Regions from separate parts of the Homo sapiens genome. Here region 2 is linked to region 1. A link is an interaction called in ENCODE POLR2A ChIA-PET data of the cell type or tissue named here. Cell type or tissue: IMR-90. All regions are shown on one strand. Links, peaks and the distances in the headings refer to the core of each region. The heading gives the core; the rest is flanking DNA. Region 1 overlaps SF3B3 (splicing factor 3b subunit 3). Region 2 has its middle 52 kb from the start of SNORD111.

What was found. Peaks named below come from ENCODE experiments on the same cell type or tissue, not always from the same donor. Only the 100,000 strongest peaks of a DNase experiment are listed, where the experiment ranks them.
Region 2: POLR2A ChIA-PET joins it to region 1 with 6 read pairs; 5 of 35 experiments call an interaction of 5 or more read pairs at or near these places.

Annotation. Positions count from the first base shown.
Region 1 is chr16:70,533,222-70,536,033 of GRCh38, forward strand. SF3B3 (splicing factor 3b subunit 3) reads left to right here. Exons shown (of 26, transcript NM_012426.5): 6 at 2,087-2,199. Among named protein-coding and RNA genes, the nearest start is that of SNORD111, 3.4 kb to the right of the region's middle. In IMR-90, for the core only: no CTCF peak of the experiment used is centred there; no DNase peak of the experiment used is centred there.
Region 2 is chr16:70,588,732-70,591,543 of GRCh38, forward strand. It overlaps a transcript of IL34 not described here. Among named protein-coding and RNA genes, the nearest start is that of SNORD111, 52 kb to the left of the region's middle. In IMR-90, for the core only: no CTCF peak of the experiment used is centred there; a DNase peak (open chromatin) is centred at 1,490.

The DNA of each region.
Region 1 (2,812 bases), core at 284-2,783:
GCTCACGCCTATAACCCTAGCACTTTAGGAGGCTGAGGCAGGAGCATCACTTGATCTCAGGAGTTTGAGACCATCCTGGGAAACAAGGTGAGATCTTGTCTCAATGAAAAAGTAAATATTAAAAAAAAAAGTAAAACAGATTTCTCTAGAGTAGAAAAAGAGTAAATGCTACTGTGCCGCTCTCTGAGTCTAGTATGACTACAGTATCAAAACTAGGGATGGACAGTAACAAAAAAAATTTGCAGGCTAGTTCATACGGTTGTAGATAGGAAAAGCTAACATTCCAGCAAATCAGATTCAGTGTTTTAAATGCACATAGCTAAGTAACGTTTTTGGAGGAGCTAAAAAATGGAAAATATTTTCATGGTTGGAAATCAGTTCACCATTGGAAAATACACGTTACTAATTGATTATATTAAAAGACTAAATGAGTACAGCTACATTTGTGGTCATCTGCATTTCAGCAGGCTTGGGGAAAACTGATCTAGTTCTATTTTGAATCATTTGCACTTCAACTGATGTCTAAAATAAGATGTTGTTTGGGGAAGATACTGGAGAATAAAAATAAAGGACAGCACTTACCTTTGTTAATACGTTAAGCAGATGAATTTTTGATCACACATCTCATTACTTGTAACATATTACCATACCTTTCATTTACAAGGGCTTTTTCATTCTTTCAACACATTTTTATTGAGCCTTTGCAGTCAGTATGTGCTAAGTCAGTCTGCTGGATCTTGGGACTTCAGTGGTGAAAAATTAGACGTGGTGCCGCCTTTGTGCAAGATTGAGTCTGGTGGTGAATACAGATAAATAACCAAAACAATTACCAGAAACTGTGCCAAATGCCATGACAGCACAGAGAAGAGGTTCCCTAAACAGGGAAAGGAAACGAATGTGTTACAGAAAGCTTGCTGGAGTCTCTAAGCTGAGATCTGAGGGCTAGTTAGAAGTTAGCTAGGTGCAGTTGGAGTGGGAGAGGAAGTTTCAGTTGTAGGCAAAGGGAACAGCATTTACAAAAGCCTAAATACAAGAAATAACATGGTCCATTCAAATAATTAAAAGCTCATTATGATTTAATTATTAAGGGACTGGGGTAGGAGTAGGGGTGGGGTGAAAGCTACTGAAGGATTCTAAGTAGGGAAATAATCTGATAGGTTGACAACCTTAGAAAGATTAATTGCTTACATTTTGGCTAATGAAATGGAGGATATTAAGACTGTAAGAGGGGAGACTGATGAGGACATTAAGAGATACTGGTAGCTGCTAAGGAGGTAGAATCAATAGGGCTTTGGGAGGAGAGAGAATTGAAGGATTATACTCAGGTGTCTGGTTTGGTCTGTTGATGGTAGTATTCTCTAAGGTGGAGAATCTAGGAGGTGGAGCAGGGTTGGGAAGGAACTTGAGTTTGTTTATGAACATGCTGTTACTTTATTTTATTTTTATTTTATTTATTTACGTTCTTGAGACAGAATCTCGCACTGTTGCCCAGGCTAGAGCACAGTGGCACGATCTTGGCTCACTACAACCTCCACCTCCTGGGTTTAAGCAGTTCTCCTGCCTCAGCCTCCCGAGTAGCTGGGATTACAGGCGCCCACCACCATGCCTGGCTAATTTTTGTAGTTTTAGTAGAGACGGGATTTCACCGTGTTGGCCAGGCTGGTCTCGAACTCCTGACCTCAGGTGATCTGCCTTTGGTCTCCCAAAGTGCTGGGATTACAGGCATGAGCCACCATGCCCAGCCTGAACACACTGTATTTTAAAAATACCGGTGGAAGGTCCATGTCCAGTAGGTGATTTGATGTATTATAGGTCTGAAGATGGGGTCTGAAGATGAGAACTGCATTTGGGCTTGGAGGTAAACATTTGGATACGTTATCCAGGCTGAGACCAAACCTTCCATGTAAACACAAACTGTGCTTCATCCTTATCTACCATGAACATAAGGGAGGAGAAACACATGAAATGTTTCTTAGCATCAGGCACATTACCATCATCAAGTTGTGCTGAAAGAGAGGAGGAGTTGAAAGCTGAAGAAATTCATGTCTGAGTCAAAGTCACTGCTAAGTTTTATTTTCTCTCACAGTTCCAGGAGGGTCAGATGGTCCAAGTGGAGTACTGATCTGCTCTGAAAACTATATTACTTACAAGAACTTTGGTGACCAGCCAGATATCCGCTGTCCAATTCCCAGGAGGCGGGTAAGATCTTTGATATAAGAAGAGAGAGATTTGTGTTTAATTTTTGTGATTACAGTGTAGTCTCTTAGTTTGTTACCAATTTAGTTTTTTTGTAAATTAAAAAAAAAATTCAGTGACCCTGGGGCAGGGACGTAAATGTTGTTTTTAATAAAGCTGGTGAAATATTTTAGTAAAAGCCAAACAAATTCTCTTAGAAAGGGAATTAAAACTAATCTAATTTCTATTTCAGAGGAACCTGTGGACAATTATTAATTTGAAATTCCTGAATGTTTCTAGTTTGGAGAAACCAGGCATATTTGTTAGAGATAGGTTGCCTTTTATTCTATTTGGTTTTTTTTTTTTTCCAACATTTTTATTTTGAAAATTCCAACATACAGAAAGTTTAAAAACAATGAACAATGAATTCCCACATGCCTTTTAGATTAATCCGTTATTAATATTTTGCTACATTTGTTTTTTCTTTCTCATGATATATCCATATACTTTCTAGGCTAAGCAATTTGAAAAGAAGTTACAGGCATTATGATGCCTCACTCCAGTAATCTTCTAAGATAATGGCTCCCGAGAACAAGGACATTTTCCTACATTACCAGATTGCCAATATCATACCCAA
Region 2 (2,812 bases), core at 311-2,810, 56 kb after region 1:
AGGGAATTCTGACACATGCTACAACGTGAATGAACTTTGAGGAAATCAAGTGAAATTAGCCAGGCACAAAAGATAAATACTGTATGATTCTACTTATGTAACGGAGCCAGAGTAGCCAGGTTCATAGAAACAGAAAGTACAATGTTTCTATGGTGGTTGCCAGGGGCTGGGGGTGGGGAAGGAGGAATGGATATAAAGTTTTGGTTTTATAAGATGAAAAGTTCTGGAAATGGATGGTGGTGATGGTAACACAATAATATAAATGTATTTAATGCCACTGGGAAAAAAATGCTAGCTGAGAGCGGTGGCAAAAATGCTAGCTGAGCGTGGTGGCGGGCACCAGTAATCCCAGCTACTCAGGAGGCTGAGGCAGGAGAATCGCTTGAACCCGGGAGGTGGAGGTTGCAGTGAGCCAAGGTCACGCCATTGCACTCCAGTCTGGGGAACATAGTGAGACTCTGTCACACACACAAAAAATAATAATAAGAAAAGAAAAAAATGGTTAAAATGGTTAATTTTTTTTTAACTTTTGTTTTAGATTCGGGGGTACATGTGCAGGTTTGTTACACAGGCAAACTCATGGGGGTTTGTTGTATTTCATCACCCAGGAATTAAGCCCAGTACCCAATAGTTATCTTTTCTGTTCCTCTCCCTCCTCCCACCCTCCACCTTCAGATAGACCCCAGTGTCTGTTGTCCCCTCTATGTGTCCCTGAGTTCTCATCATTTAGCTCCCACTTATAAGTGAGAAAGTGCAGTATTTGGTTTTCTGCTCTGTGCTACTTTGCTGAGGATAATGGCCTCCAGCTCCATCCATGTTCCCATAAAAGACATGATCTCATTCTTTTTTATAGATGTGGTACATTTCACCTTATGTGTTTTTTTACCATGATTTTTTTTTTTTTTTTTGAGACAGAGTTTTGCTCTTGTTACCCAGGGTGGAGTCCAGTGGTATGACCTCAGTTCACCGCAACTTCAGCCTCCTGGGTTCAAGTGATTCTCTTGCCTCAGCCTCCCAAGTAGCTGGGATTACAGGTGCCCGCCACCACGCCCAGCTATTTTTTGTATTTTTAGTAGAGATGGGGTTTCACCATGTTGGCCAGGCTGGTCTTGAACTCCTGACCTCAAATGATCCGCCTGCCTCGGCCTCCCAGAGTGTTGGGATTACAGGCGTGAGCCACTGCACCCGGCCTTACCATGATTTTTAAAAACAAACGAAAAAATAGTAGATCCTTTACAGGGTTCGTGAGGACAGGATGAGGCAACGCATGTGAACTGTGTTATTAGCCTCAGGTCTGTGGGAATACAAGGCTTTCTGCCTTCGGGGAGGTGTTGCTGGAGAGATGGACAGACCCACCCAGGGGAGGGGCGTCTGTGTCCCTGTGGAAGTCATTACTCCATTCAGCAGAAGCTGCTCACGGCGGGAGAGGGCTGGGGTTCAGGGAATCCTTCCTGGAGCCGTGATGGGGCCCTGCTTGGGGGATTCCTAGCATGTGTGGGATGGGCAGATTCCAGACATTGGAAAGTCCCTGGCAGAAAAATCACTCCCACTAAGGGGCAGTTGTAGGGAAGAGATTTGGGCTCACGCTAGAGAACTCATGATCAGAGATGTCTGCATGAGGAACAGAGGCTGCTTTGTGGATTGGGGAGCTCCCCATTAGCGGAGGCAGGTAAGGAGGTGCCTGTGCGAGGTGGGGGTGGAGCCAAGGCTGTGTACCTCCGACGCTGTGCACCTCTCTGATGGGACCCAGTCCAGACAAAAATTGTATATAACAAACCCTTGTAAAGGTGGTGCTCGGGTCAGAGGGAGGGGGCAGCCGGGTGGGAAGGCTTGTCCCAGGTCTAGCCCAATAGTGCGGAAGTAGCTGGTGCTGTTTTCACTGGGCCAGGTGCTGTGTTAAGCTGAACAGGCTTGATCTCAAATCCTCACCATAGCCCTGTGCGGTAGGGGCTGTCAACACCTGGGAACCAAGGCTCAGAGGTTAAGTCACCTGCCCAAGGTTAGCCAGCAGCTGGCGTTGCTGGGATTCGAACCCAGGCAGTCCGGCTTGAGCCCTCCATCCTGGGTGGAAGTCTCCCAAACCCGTCCCCCCGCAAGCTGGCCTCTCCCTGCCCCCGCCCCTGGCAGTCAGTTCCTGGGGTCAGGGGTGCCCTGCCACCCCCACAGTACAGATGTAGCTGCTGTGCCCTCCCCGTCGTCAGTGCGCTGCCCCTCCCTCTGGCTGCCTTCACACTGTCAGCGCTGGCTGCTCTGTGCAGTCAGACCCGGCCCCGGCCCCAGCCTGCTCGGGTCTCCGGGGTCTCAGGACAGCACTGTGGGGACCATGCCAAGCGAGACTGGGAGAGCCAGGCTCCGTGTCACTCAGTGCCTTCCTTCTCCTGCCATTCAACGAGACACTCCTAATAACTCTCTTGCAGGCCTCTAAGTCTGTCCCATAGCTGTTGAGCTGATTTTGCCTTTTGTGCAACTGTGTTTTCCAACTCAGCTCTCTGGGTGCCAAGACCTTGTCCACATGATTCAATCTGTCCAACTCCAACCTGGCCCCTGATAGGCCATAAATACCATTCCTGATGGCAGTGATCCAGTGCCCTCCTTTGTCCCCAGAGCTGAGGCAGGATGACCACCACGCTTATAGCTAGGACAGAGGGTGACTCTGGCAGGGACAGCAGTTTATCCAGAATGACCCAGTTAGCCGGGCGTGGTGGCACGTACCTGTAGTCCCAGCTACTCAGGAGGCTGAGGTGGGAGGATCGCATGAACCCAGGAGGTCGAGGCTTCAGTTAGCCATGATCACACCATTGTACTCCAGCCT